Linked DNA regions of Homo sapiens: region 1 is linked to region 2. The links are chromatin contacts, found by Hi-C or POLR2A ChIA-PET in ENCODE. All regions are on one chromosome and are shown on one strand. Each heading gives the region's core, a stretch centred on a gene start or an enhancer-like site at or near the end of the contact. The rest is flanking DNA. Distances are from core to core; before and after follow the strand shown. Region 1 overlaps LINC01503 (long intergenic non-protein coding RNA 1503). Region 2 has its middle 48 kb from the start of LINC01503.

Region 1 (6,306 bases), core at 2,511-5,010, 42 kb after region 2:
AGGATCGCTTGAGCCCAGGAGTTCAAGGCTGCAGTGAGCTGTGGTGGTTCCACAACACTTCAGCCTGAGTGACAGAGTGAGACACTGTCTCAAAAAAGAAAAAAGAAAAAAAACTTAAAAGAAAGCCAGCTGTCAATAACATAAGAGAACTGAGAATAAAAATTTTTTAAAATACACATAAAATGTGCCATCTTAACCATTTTTAAGTGTGTAGTTCTGTAGTGTTAAGTACATTCATGCTATTGTGCAACGGTCACCACCATCCACCCACAGAACTCTTTTCATCCTGTAAAACTTAAACTCTGTACCCGTGAAATACTAACTCCTCCTTCTCCCTGGCCATCACCATTCCACTCTCTGTCTCTATGAATGTGACTTCTTTAGAGCCTCACATAAGTGGAATCCTATTGTATTTGTCCTTTTGTGACAGGCTATTTTACTTAGCGTAATGTCTTCAAGGTTCATCCATGTTATAGCGTGTGTCAGAATTTCCTTTTTATGGCTAAATAATATTCCATTGTACGTATGTATCAAATTTTGTTTATTCCTGCATTCAAGGACACTTGAGTTGCTTCCACCTTCTGGCTATTGTGAGTGATGTTGCTATGAAGATGGGAGCATGAATATGTCTTCGAGGCCTTGCTTTCAACGCGTTTGGGTACATACCCAGAAGTGGAAATGCTAGATCATATGGTAATTCTATTTTTACTTTTTTTGAGGAACTGCCATGCTGTTTTCCACAGCGGCTGCACCATTTTCATTCCTACCAGCAATGCTTGAGAGTTCCAATTTCTCCACCTCCTCCCCACCAGCCCTTGTTCTTTCTGGTTCCTGATAGTAGCCATCCTAATGGGTGGGAGGTGACGTCTCATCCGGGTTTTCATCTGCATTTCCCTAATGATTAAGGAGGGGATAAGGGCTTTTTCTTTTTTCTTTTCTTTCTTTTTTTTTTTTTTTTTTTTTTGAGACAGAGTCTTACTCTGTCGCCCAGGCTGCAGTGCAGTGGCGCAATCTCGGTTCACTGCAACCTCCGCCTCCCGGGTTCAAGCGATTCTCCTGCCTCAGCCTCCTGAGTAGTGGGATTACGGGTGCATACCACCACACCGGACTAGTTTTTGTATTTTGGGTAGAGATGGGATTTCACCTTGTTGACCAGGCTGGTCTTGAACTCCTGACCTCAATTGATCTGCCTGCCTTGGCCTCCCAAAGTGCTGGAGTTACAGTCATGAGCCACCTCGCCCAGCCTGGTGAGGGTTTTTTCAATGCCGCTGGTGGGTCTACAGCAGTGCAGTCACCTGGTTCTGCTTCCACAGGAGGAAATGAGGGTCCCGGTGCCACCCCCCTCCCGGGGATGTTGTGGGAGTCCTCGAGCCCCAAACAAGCTAGTGGGGCTGCGTCTGCAGTGTGACCTGTGCCCCAGTGAACAGGCTGGGGGCCCAACTTCTCCGGAACCTCAGCCTCCGCCGATGTTGCAACCTCTCCTTCCCCTGCTGGGCCTCAGCAGGAACTGAGCTGGGCTTTTCCAGCTCCGGCCAATCCTGTGACCTGCAGTCCCCACCCAGCCTGGAACTCAGAGCAGAGAGGAGTCAGCACCACAGGGAGGCAGGTGACAGGGTCGTCTGCATGTCCCTTGGCTTCCGCATCCAGACAAAGGGCAGCTCTGTGTACAGTGTGTACAGGACATGCAGGACGAGCGTGCGGACTGTGTGGCCAGACAGATGCGGTCTGAGTCCCATTTCTGCCATTTGCCAGTGGTGTGACCTGGATAAGTCACTTCCCCTCCCCAGCCCTCACTTCGATCTGTGAAATGGTGCTTGGCACGCGGTAAGAACTCAGTACCTCCTACGATTCTCAACCCCATCCTTCTCCTCATCACCATCAACATCCACCAGGATGACCAGGTCACGCCTGTGTCCAACCATCCATGGCTCCCCCACTGCCTGCCAGAGACAGCCCATCACACTCTCATGGCTGCTGGCCACCGCCCAGACTGACCCCTGCCCACATCTCCATCCTCCTCTCCCTCTCGCTCGTCACATTCGGGGCTGCCCTCCTGTCCCTCAAACGCGAAGCTCTCCCTCCAGCCACAGGGCCTTTGCATATGCTGTTCCCTGCCTGGAATGTGCTTTCCCCACCCCATCCTGCGCTCCCTCTTCATCAGTTACCTCCTAAAAGACCTCTGAACCATGAAATTATTGGAATACTGTCCGTCTCCCTACGTCACTCTGTGAGGCCAGGATCATGCCTGCTTTGCTTCCCACTAAAGACAAGGTTGGTCCAGGTGCCCCCCAAATATTAGCCAAATGGAATTATTCCTTTCCAGAAAACCCCTGATTTTGGAAACTCAGGTTCCTTCCACAAAAACAAGCTATTCCCCACATAACTAAATAAGCTTTAACTTTCATACCTTTGGAAGGTTTTTTCCCCTTCATTAAGTGAACCAACCTGAGAAAGCCCTCAGCTACATCCTGTGTCCTCATTTTTCAGCTCAGAAAAATATGGTCACTGCACTTGGAGCAGCTGCTCCCAACGCCTGCCACGCCTCCTCCCAGCCCAGCCTCTGGCTGCCCCTTCCTCAGGACTCAAGGGAGGTTTTGGGCTGCTCTCTGGGTGACCCCTTGCTTGGGAATAAACACCCACCCTGAGGGACGGAGGACCCAGGTGGAGGTGCAGATGCGTTTCAGCCCCAACAACAAGGTCTTCAAGAGCCACAGTGAACCCTGCTCGGTGTCAGGGCCTGACCCAGCCGGGTGACACACAGCACCACAGCCAGCCGGGGGGCGAGGGTCACCTGGTTCTGCTTCCACAGGAGGAAATAAGGGTCCCAGTGCCACCCCCCTCCCGGGGATGTTGTAGGAGTCCTCGACCCCTAAACAAGCTAGTGGGGCTGCGTCTACAGCGTGACCTGTGCCCCAGTGAACAGGCTGGGGGCCCAACTTCTCCGGAACCTCAGCCTCTGCCAGGTTCCGGACCCCAGGAGGGCCATGGGCAGGAGGCCCAGCAAGACTGTGTGGCCCAAACCCATGCCTGTGTCCATCCTTCCATCCCCTTGCATATATATATATGTGTGTGTGTGTGTATATATACACATATACATATATATATATATATTTTTTTTTTTGAGACAAGTCTTGCTCTGTTGCCCCCAAGCTGGAGTGCAGTGTCACGATTTTGGCTCACCGCAACCTCCGCCTCCCAAGTTCAAGCGATTCTCCTGCCTCAGCCTCCTGAGCAGCTGGGGTTACAGGCGTGCATCACTGCGCCCAGCTAATTTTTGGTTTTTTTTTTTTTAGTAGAGACGGGGTTTCATCACTAAACCTGTTGGCCAGGCTGGTCCTGAACTCCTGACCTCAGGTGCTCTGCCCGCCTCAGCCTCCCAGAGTGCTGGGATTACAGATGTGAGCCACCTCGCCCAGCCTCCTTGCTTATCTATTTCAACAGTTATTTAGTGAGCACCTACTATGTGCTCAACCCAGTTTTTGGGAAGCCTAGTGAAGACCCCAGGTCCCGCCCTCCTGACCAAGCAATTTACACAAACCCCATACTTACTTCTGGAGAGGAGACCTAGGGCTCTGCATTCGTCCCCAGGCTCACCACCCAGCGCATTCTCTGGGCTCAGGGTCTCTGGGTAGGGGCTGGCTCTACAGGATGCTCCAGAGGGCCTCGTGGGGAGGGTGTATTCAGAGAGGGGTAGTGCACGCGTCCACTCCAGATGGTCCTCAGGGAAAGAACTTTCTCCACACGGTCATGTGAGCAGGCTCCTGGCAGCAGTCACACATCAGCATCACTGTTGCTACTGTGGTTGGGGCCAGCTCAGGCAGGGTGACACCAAGACAAAGGCCTGCAGGAAGGATGGGCTATCCCCAAACATAGGCGAGTGGAGGGAGGACTTAGGGTCACCGTCGGCTGGACTTCACGGACACCGAGGGTGAGCCCCGGGGTGAAGGAGCCATGCCCCGGCCACAGTGAGGACCAGGAAACCTCCCCTGGGGCTGGAGGCGGGGGTCCCAGATGAGCATCTGCTATTTGAGTTCTCACGGGGATCACCTTCCTGGGGGTGACAGCAGCCAAACAAAGCACACAGCTAGGTGGCCACGAGGGGAAGGCCCGGGAGCCTGGGTCAGGAAGCGGGTGGGAGGAGGGTGGGCCGGGGGCTGGGGAATGCTGCAGGGAAGGAGGGAGCGGTGAGGACGGCCGCCACACGTCAGGAGGGCTGGCTTCTGGGGCCCAGCACCCGGCAAATCTTGAAAGAGAGGAAGAGGAGCGGGCGTGAGGCCAGAGGGGACCCCAGGGCCACTGTGGGGACGTGAGTTCTGGGAGGTGCCGGCCTGAGGGGCCATCCTGTCTGCCGTTCCCCGGGGAGGCTTGGGTGGGCAGAGACATTCCCCACGGGTGACATTCCCCACGGGTTTCCAAGGGAGAGCCCCCTGTGGGACTGGAGAGCCCAGGGGACTGCAGAGACTAGAGAGAGATGAGACCAGGAAGACACCAAGGCCCGGACCAGGGCAGCCAGAAGGGCCCTCAGCGCTGGTCCCTGCAGCTCCTCCTAAGCCAGATCTGCCAGGGGAGCTCGGAAATGCCTGTCGCGGAGCCTCGGTCCATCCGCCCCTCCCAACCGGTCCGGCACATCCAGGCGCACACACATCTGTCCACAAACACACCCTCCCTCACACACACACAACTCACACACACACCAATTCACACATACACAACTCACACACCAACTCACACGCACACAACTCACACGCACAGCAACTCACATACACATCAACACACACATACACAACTCACACACCAACTCACATATGTGCCAACTCACATGCCAACTCACACACGGACTCACACACACACCAACTCACATGCACACCAACTCACACATACACAACTCACACACCAACTCACACATACATAACTCACACCAACTCACATGCCAACTCACACAACTCATATGCGCTCACACATACACAACTCACACACCAACTCACATATGTGCCAACTCACATGCCAACTCACACACGAACTCACACACCAACTCACATGCACACCAACTCACACATACACAATTCACACACCAACTCACACATACACAATTCACACACCAACTCATACATAATTCACACCAACTCACATGCCAACTCACACACCAACTCAACTCACATGTACACCAATACACACACATACACAAGTCACTTACACACCAACTCACATACACACCAACTCACACATACACAACTCACACCAACTCATACCAACTCACATACACAACTCACACACCAACTCATACACACCAACTCACACATACACAACTCACACACCAACTCATACACACCAACTCACACATACACAACTCACATCAACTCGCATACACACCAACTCACACATCTCACATACACACCAACTCACACGCATACCAACTCACACATACACAAGTCACTCACACCAACACACCAACTCACACATACACAACTCACACTAACACACACCAACTCACATACACAACTCATACCAACACACACACCAACTCACACATATACAACTCACACTAACACACACCAACTCACACACACCAACTCGCATGCACACCAACACACACTAACTCAAATACACACCAACTCACACTCACACCCTTACACATACACAACTCACACACCAACTCACACACACACCCTCACCCCAACACAACCTCACACATATACAACACACACACCAACTCACACCCACACACTTTCACACACACCCTCACACACCCTCACACACACCAACTCCCATGCACACATCCTCCCTCATACACAACTCACAGACCCATGCACACACCCTTGCCCCCACCCAACACAACCTCACATATACACAACTCACACACCAACTCACATGCACACACCCTCACTCCCAACGCAACCTCACAACTCACACACACCAACTCACACACCCTCACACCAACTCACACGCCCACACCCTCACCCCAACACAACCTCACACACACAACTCACACCAATGCACATATACACATCCTCACACACATTTACATACACCCCTGCTCACAGACACTCTCTCTGGCTCTCTCTCACACACACACACACACCCTACCCCCCACTAGGGCTCAAGGACCCCTCCAGTGTCCTCAGGGCACTGGCCCAGGGGGCGGCAAGGAGGGTGATTCCCAAATAGCAGCCCCCAGAGCCCAGGTTCTGCCCCCAGAGAAGCTCAAGTCCAGACACCAGAAGGACCTCCCTTCATCCTGAAGACATTTACATGAGGAGAGCCACTTCCCCGAGTGACTCAACATGCACAGATCTGGAGGGACACACA
Region 2 (6,535 bases), core at 3,538-6,037:
GATACAGGGATGACAACTGAACCTATGAAAAGGTGCTCAACCATTATTAGCCACCAAGGAAATATAAGTCAAAATCACAATGGGATATCACTCCCCACCTCCTTAGATGGCTAAAAAAAATACTGGTTGACAAGTTTGCAGAGCAACTTGAACTCTCGTATATTGCTGGTGAGGATGCAAAATGATACAGCCACTTTGGAAAACAGTTTGGCATGTTCTTAAAAAGTGAAATGTATTCATATAGTATGATGTAACCATCCTACTCCTGGACATTTATCCCATAGAAATGAAAACTTAGGTCCATGAAAAGACATATACACGAATGTTCATAGAAGTGTTATTTGTAATAGCCTGGAAACAATGCAAATGCCCTTCAGTGGATGAATGGATAAACAAACTGTGGTCCATCCATACCGTGGACTATCACTCTGTAATAAAGAGGAGCCAAGAATTGATAGAGGCAAAACCTTGGACAGAGCTCAAGACCATAACGCTGAGTGAAAAAAATAGCCAATCTTAAAAGATCACACACTACACAATTCCATTTATATGACACCCTCCAAAAGTCAAAATATAGAGATGGAGATCAGTGGTTGCCAGGGGTTAGGGGTGAGGCCAGGGCATGGCTACAAAAAGATAGGAAGAGGAAGCCTCTTCAGGTGATAGAACTGTTTTGGATGCTGATAGTGATGGTGGTTACACAAATTGATGCTTGAGATAAAATTCATAGAACTGTTCTCCAAAAGGAATTTAATTAAAATGCAACTTGAAAAAAAATGATGTAGCGGCCAGGCGCGGTGGCTCATGCCTGTAATCCCAGCACTTTGGGAGGCCGAGGCGGGTGGATCACCTGAGGTCAGGAGTTTGAGACCAGCCTGGACAACATGGTGAAACTCCATCTTTACTAAAAATACAAAATTAGTCAGGTGTGGTGGTGCACGCCTATAATCCCAGCTACTTGGGAGGCTGAGGCATGAGAATCGCTTGAACCTGGGAGGCGGATGTTGCAGTGAGCTGAGATCGTGCCATTGCATTCCAGCCTGGCTGACAGAGCAAGACTCTGTCTCAAAAAAAAAAAAAAAACAGATGTGGTGCCGCGAGTTCTCAGGTAGTTTCTTCCCACAACCCCATAGGCCATGGTGCTTCCCCTATAGCACCTTGGAAGGGATTAGAAAAGGGCACCGCCTCATGTGCAGAATGCAGCCTGTGCCAGGGCCCTCAGCCTGGCAAGTGGAGGACTGGCTGCATTGCAGCTCCACTTGTGCAGTGAGCAACCTACACGACTGTCCATGTTGGGTCCTGGAGCCCCCATCTTTTCTTCTCAGGCTCTGTTATTCCTCAATGGATGGAGTTTTGACAAGCAGTCCCCAGGGAGTAGGGATGAAGTGGGCTGTGCATTAAACCAGACTAGCCTGGCCGGGGCTTCTTGCTAATGGCAGCAAATGCACTTGGTGCTGAGGCTGCAGGCCGGTGCTTTGGGGGACCGGTGCTTAATGGCTTGTCTGCCAGGGAAGAAGAAGGATGGCCGGACAGCCAGACGCATAGCCAGGATCAGATGGATGGAGGGAGCAGGAGGACTTACCCCAGCCTGGAAATCCCCCTCCCTCTGGGAGGTGGGGGTGGAGAGTGAGGGGATGTGCAGGAAGGACGCTGCCAGGGAGACTGGCTCTGCCTGAGCCTGTCCCATGGCACATTTTGTCTGCTCATTAATGGTGAAGGTTGTCATTCCTCCGGAGGGGTGGGTTTCAGGTGGGCCCAGCCACAGCCTGCTCTGCCCCAGGGAGCTGGGGATGAAAATCAGGATCCCAGCTTTTTTTTTTTTTTTTGACGGAGTTCCACTTTTGTCGCCGAGGCTGAAGTGCAATGGCGCAATCTCAGCTCACTGCAACCTCTTCCTCCCAGGTTCAAGTGATTCTCCTGCCTCAGCCTCCCGAGTAGCTGGGATTACAGGCATCTGCCACCACGTCTGGCTAATTTTTATATTTTTGGTAGAGAAGGGGTTTTGCCATGTTGGCCAGGCTGGTCTCGAACTCCTGACCTCAGGTGATCCACCCGCCTTGGCTTCCCAAAGTTCTGGGATTACAGATGTGAGACACCACGCCTGGCCAGGATCCCAGCTGTTACATCCTAAGTGCCTGCTGGGTGCCTGGCACTGTGCCGAGGGCTCTATTGAAGTGGCAATAATGACAAAGCCTCCAATAACAATAATATAAACAAATCCTGGAGTGCATTTGGGGGCTGGGCCTATCCCTCCTAATAAATCCGGAGGCTCGTGTGCCTTTGTTCCACAGGTCCTGCTTTCCTGAGGCCACACAGCCTGGTGCTCCAGCCTAGCCCCATCTGCCTTTGACTTTCATGCACACGGCCCTACGGTCACTTCAGCCTCTTCAACCCCATCGCTTAACACTTCTGAGCTCCAAGTTTCATAAAGGTGAAAGGGGACTTTGCTTTTGCATATGTAAAGGAGGAGACACCAACTCAGGTTAGGCCTTGCCTCTTCCAGGAAGTCTTCTCTGACCCTCCCCAGAGTGGATGAGCGCACCTCTGAGAAACAGATTTCCTCACTTATCCTCAGGAGCAAATGAATCCATCTTGTGCCTGATGGTGCAGTGTTGAGGACAGACTCTCTGGGACCCCAGCAGTCACTGCACCACCCTGAATGGGCCCAGCTGATACTGTTAGGAAGGCAAAGGGACGGGAACTGCAGAGAAGCCAAGACAGAGCCCCAACAGCATCATGAGCCTCTGGATCAAACCATGCCTGAAACCCACTATCACCTCTGCATCATTTCCTTACATGAGCCCATTATTTCCTATCTTGGTTGGATTTTCTGTCTGTTGTAACACAGAGTTTAAACTGATACAGGAATTCACCAAACTGTGAAATGTGGCGATTTCAGGAGGGCATATAATGAGGGAACTTTCATTCTCCAATGCACATGTTTTATATCGTCTGTGGTTTTACAGTACGCATATAGCAAAATCAATGTCAGTGCTTCTGTCTTGAGAAAACCAGTGGACCATGAGCCTGCGGCTTGAAGAATCGGGTGGGTGATGGCGTCAGTAACTGAGGAGCAGTGAACTTGGGGGAAAGATGGCAGCTTTGATACAGGGGCATGGGAGATCTGGATGGAGCCACTACATTGGGTCCTTTCGGGGGCTGGTGCCCAGGAGGGAGTATGTGGGGTGAGGGAGAGTCAATGTCGGTGCCGGGTGGCAGGGTTGAGGAAGGTCGCACCATGGTCCCTGGCCAAGGCCTTACTCATTGGAGAAGTACACATTGCTTCTTTTCCCAGGACACTCCCTTTTGGGGCTGTCACCGTGCCTCAAGTACCCTCCTTGTTGGAACTGATGTCCAAGGCTACATGTGAGTGGTAGAGCCCATCAAGCTGCAAATTTCTTGGAAGTGGCCTTCCAGCCACCTCCCATTAGCACAGGAGGCAGGGACCTCTCTGATGGGGTTGACAAGCTGATTCCTCAAGCCTGAATCCATGCTGCAAGGACGGGTGTAAATGACAGTGGCGACATGCTTCTGTCTGAGGCTTTTCACTGCTTGGAATGACATCCCACCGCGCTCTGCTTCATCCTCTGAGGGCCCTGAGATGCAGGCCAGGCAGCCTTCTGCCTCAGTTTCACAGAGAAAAAAGTTCAGGCACAGAGAGGCCTAGCAACTTGCACATAATCACACAGCCAGACAGAACTGGCCAGAATTTGAACCCAGCTCTCCAGCCTTCAGACCTGGCCCTCTTTCTATTTCCACCGGATGGTCCTCACAGCAGGGATTGGGGCAGGGAATCGTACCAAGTGAAAGTCAGCCATTGAGGACTGCGGGTGGGTGGAAGGTGAAGAGGCTCCCTGGAGAGAGTGGAGGGACCCCAGGCGAGGGAAGCGTCTGTATAATCCCCACAACTGCCCTGGCCCAACGCATGTCCTTTGCTCTGCCCTAAGTGCCTGGTCCTGTGCTCTGTATTGGTCATCACCTTGAACCCTCAAACATCTTATTCTGAGCCCATCTTACAGCCAAGAAAATGGATGCTCAGAGAGGTTAAGGAATTTGCCTAAGGTCAATTAGTGAGGAATAGAGGTCTCTGGCCTGTTGGAGCCCAGAGCTCGTGCAAAGGCCCTGAGGTAGGGCCCAGGAACAGGGTGTGTAAAAGAACTGTAAGGAGTGGGTGGGGAGGAGGGGAGAAGCTGCGGAGGTCCCTCTCGGTCCCATCCAAACCTCACTTGCTCAAGCAAAAGTTTCAGGGTGTCGCTTCCTGTTCAGTGGAGCAAGGCCCCGTCCATACTGGCCTCGGTTTCCTTGGGATGGGGGAAAGGGGTGGCAGAAAGCGCCCCCTACCCTACCCTACCCCCAGTCCAAGTCAGAAGAAGTAGCTGCAGCTTCCGGGAAGGTTGTCTGGAGACCCAGAAAGAGAGAGAAGTGGGTGGGGACGAGGGGCACCGGTAATGAACGCGGTCTTCTGCCCGCAGCGACGCAGACTGGGCTGTAATCCGGGCCTCCTGGGCCAGCAGGGCCTGGCGGGCCTTCCCCAGCGCAGGTTCCCATGTTCATTTAGGCCCCGCGACGCCCGGCGGGACGCCCTTCCCTTTAGGGACAGGGGCGCGGGGCGGGGTCGCCGGTCGCGCGCGGGCACACGGGCACGCACACACGCGCGCGCACAGACGCTCCCGGAGCCGTCAGAGGAGGCGAAAGGAACCAAGAAGTGAAAGTGAGCAACCTCTAGTGAAAGAAATAGACATGCACAGACAGCTCGGAAACTGACGCGGTGCCAGCGAGCCGGCCTTCCCGGGCGCGCCCGGGTGCGCAGGCAGCGCGTTCCCCAAGCTGGGCGCGCGCTCGGCGGCCACCGAGGAGGGCCTGCCACTCGCTCGCGTCCCCCCAGTTCCTTTTCCTGCTTCTTGCTGCCTCCGCCTCTCAAGCAGCCGGGAGGTCCCCGCGCGAGGCCCCCAGCGGGCGCCCCAGGATCCATCGGGTCCCCCACGATCCTTCACGCCCTGGACCCCGGCAAAGCGCGGCTGGGCCCAGCCTTGAACCCTGGCGGCCGAGGGTCAGAGAGCTCTGGCGTTTGAGTCCTTTCGCCCACCAGGCCCGGGCTACCTGCAGAGTGGAGGCCTTTGCCCTCCCCCGCCTCCCCCGCCACCCGTCTGCACGGACTGTCCCTGCGCTGCGGCTCCCGGGAGCGCCCAGGCCCTGCAGTGGTCACTGCACAGATGACTTTGGCAATAGCCATCTCTTGGAGAAGGAACTTCCAAGTGACAGTCCTGAGAGGCCAACGGCCAGTCGGCTGATGTGAGCAGCGCCTGGCAGCCTCAGAAGGGCTCACCCTGCCCGCCTCCCTGCCCCCACCCTCCCTGCACTAAACCAGCTTTTCCAGCTCTGCAGCCTGGTCAGGTTTCTGGCAGGTGTGGGTTGTTTTCTGCCCCTGGAGCTTGGGTGGGAAAAGAGAGAGGTCTGAGAAGCTGGGTGCCCACCTAGTGCTCTGCCATGCCTGCATCCCCACTCCAGAGGCCCCCCAGGGACTCTCAGTGTGGAAACAGACCCCAACTTAACAGAAAAGGCTGGGATGCCTGTTGGCTGATGAAGTCAGGCCTTTTGGACAGATATCAAGCAGAAGCCATGACTAGTGATAAGGCTCCCCTTCCCTCTGGGTTTCGAGAGCCACAGTTTCGAGAGCTTGGTGGGCAGTAAACAGCCCCAAAGCTTCTCAACAGACACAGAAGGGTGTGGCTTCTTCCCATTGGGAAGCTATTGGTGGGAGGGTTGCCAGACCCTTCCCAGATCTTGTTTCAGCTGGGTGAGCCTGGGGACACTTGGCCACACAGGGTGTCCCCAACTAAGCTAGGATGCAAAAAGAAAATGCCTTGTCCCAGTCATAGCCCAGTGGGAGACAGAGGGGTAAACAATCAAAATGGGGTGTGAGGACAGCTCTGAAGGAGGCCTGAGCCAGGGGGTGTCCCCTGGAGGCACCAGGAGAAGCAGGGAGGGTGCTCTCAGCAAAGGCAGCCACATGGGAGTCTGGGGGGTGCCCAGGAAGCTGCAGACCCCAGAGGCCCCACAGAGCTCTGCAGACTGCCCAGTTGCAGAAAGCCTAGACCCACCATCAAAATCAAAATAGGGGCCGGGCGCCATGGCTCACGCCTGCAACCCCAGCACTTGGGAGGCCAAAGCAGGTGGATCTCTTGAGGTCAGGAGTTTGAAACCAACCTAACCAACATGGTGAAACCCTGTCTCTACTGAAAATACAAAAATTAGCTGGGTGTGGTGGCACACACCTGTAATCTCAGCTATTTAGGAAGCTGAGGCAGGAGAATTCCTTGAACCCAGGAGGCAGAGGCTGCAGTGAGCCGAGATCGCACCACCGCATTCCAGCCTGGGCAACAGAGAAAGACTCCATCTCAAAAAAAAAAAAAAAAAAAAAGACAAAAAAAAAAACCAAAGTGGGGAGCCCTCGGGGACTTGTGCCTCCTTTAATGCTAAAGATGGACAGACTAGGGGTCTGAGAGGTGGTGCCACCTGCCCAAGGTCACCCCAC

Evidence for each region. Hi-C counts contacts between places; a loop is a spot of excess contacts on that map. ChIA-PET counts read pairs that join two places held with the same protein, here RNA polymerase II (POLR2A). Pooled maps may share reads with other maps.
Region 1: a map of naive thymus-derived CD4-positive, alpha-beta T cell shows a loop between it and region 2 (3-fold over the local background). The contact joins two enhancer-like sites. A Hi-C loop is called at or near these places in 10 of 168 maps with a recorded cell type or tissue (CD14-positive monocyte, CD8-positive, alpha-beta T cell, PC-9 and 6 more), 3 of 37 single-sample maps with no recorded cell type and 20 of 50 pooled maps. POLR2A ChIA-PET finds 5 or more read pairs at or near these places in 13 of 52 experiments (CD4-positive, alpha-beta T cell, H1, HepG2 and 8 more).

The regions. Positions count from the first base shown.
Region 1 is chr9:129,339,287-129,345,592 of GRCh38, reverse strand. LINC01503 (long intergenic non-protein coding RNA 1503) reads right to left here. Exons shown (of 4, transcript NR_120686.1): 3 at 3,550-3,761. Among named protein-coding and RNA genes, the nearest start is that of LINC01503, 5.5 kb to the right of the region's middle. Within about 2 kb of position 3,760, at least 5 of the 41 ENCODE cell types and tissues checked have a DNase peak (open chromatin) inside an H3K27ac peak, as active enhancers do.
Region 2 is chr9:129,381,948-129,388,482 of GRCh38, reverse strand. No RefSeq gene overlaps it. Among named protein-coding and RNA genes, the nearest start is that of LINC01503, 48 kb to the right of the region's middle. RefSeq lists silencers at 4,537-4,656, 4,807-5,026. Within about 2 kb of position 4,787, at least 34 of the 41 ENCODE cell types and tissues checked have a DNase peak (open chromatin) inside an H3K27ac peak, as active enhancers do.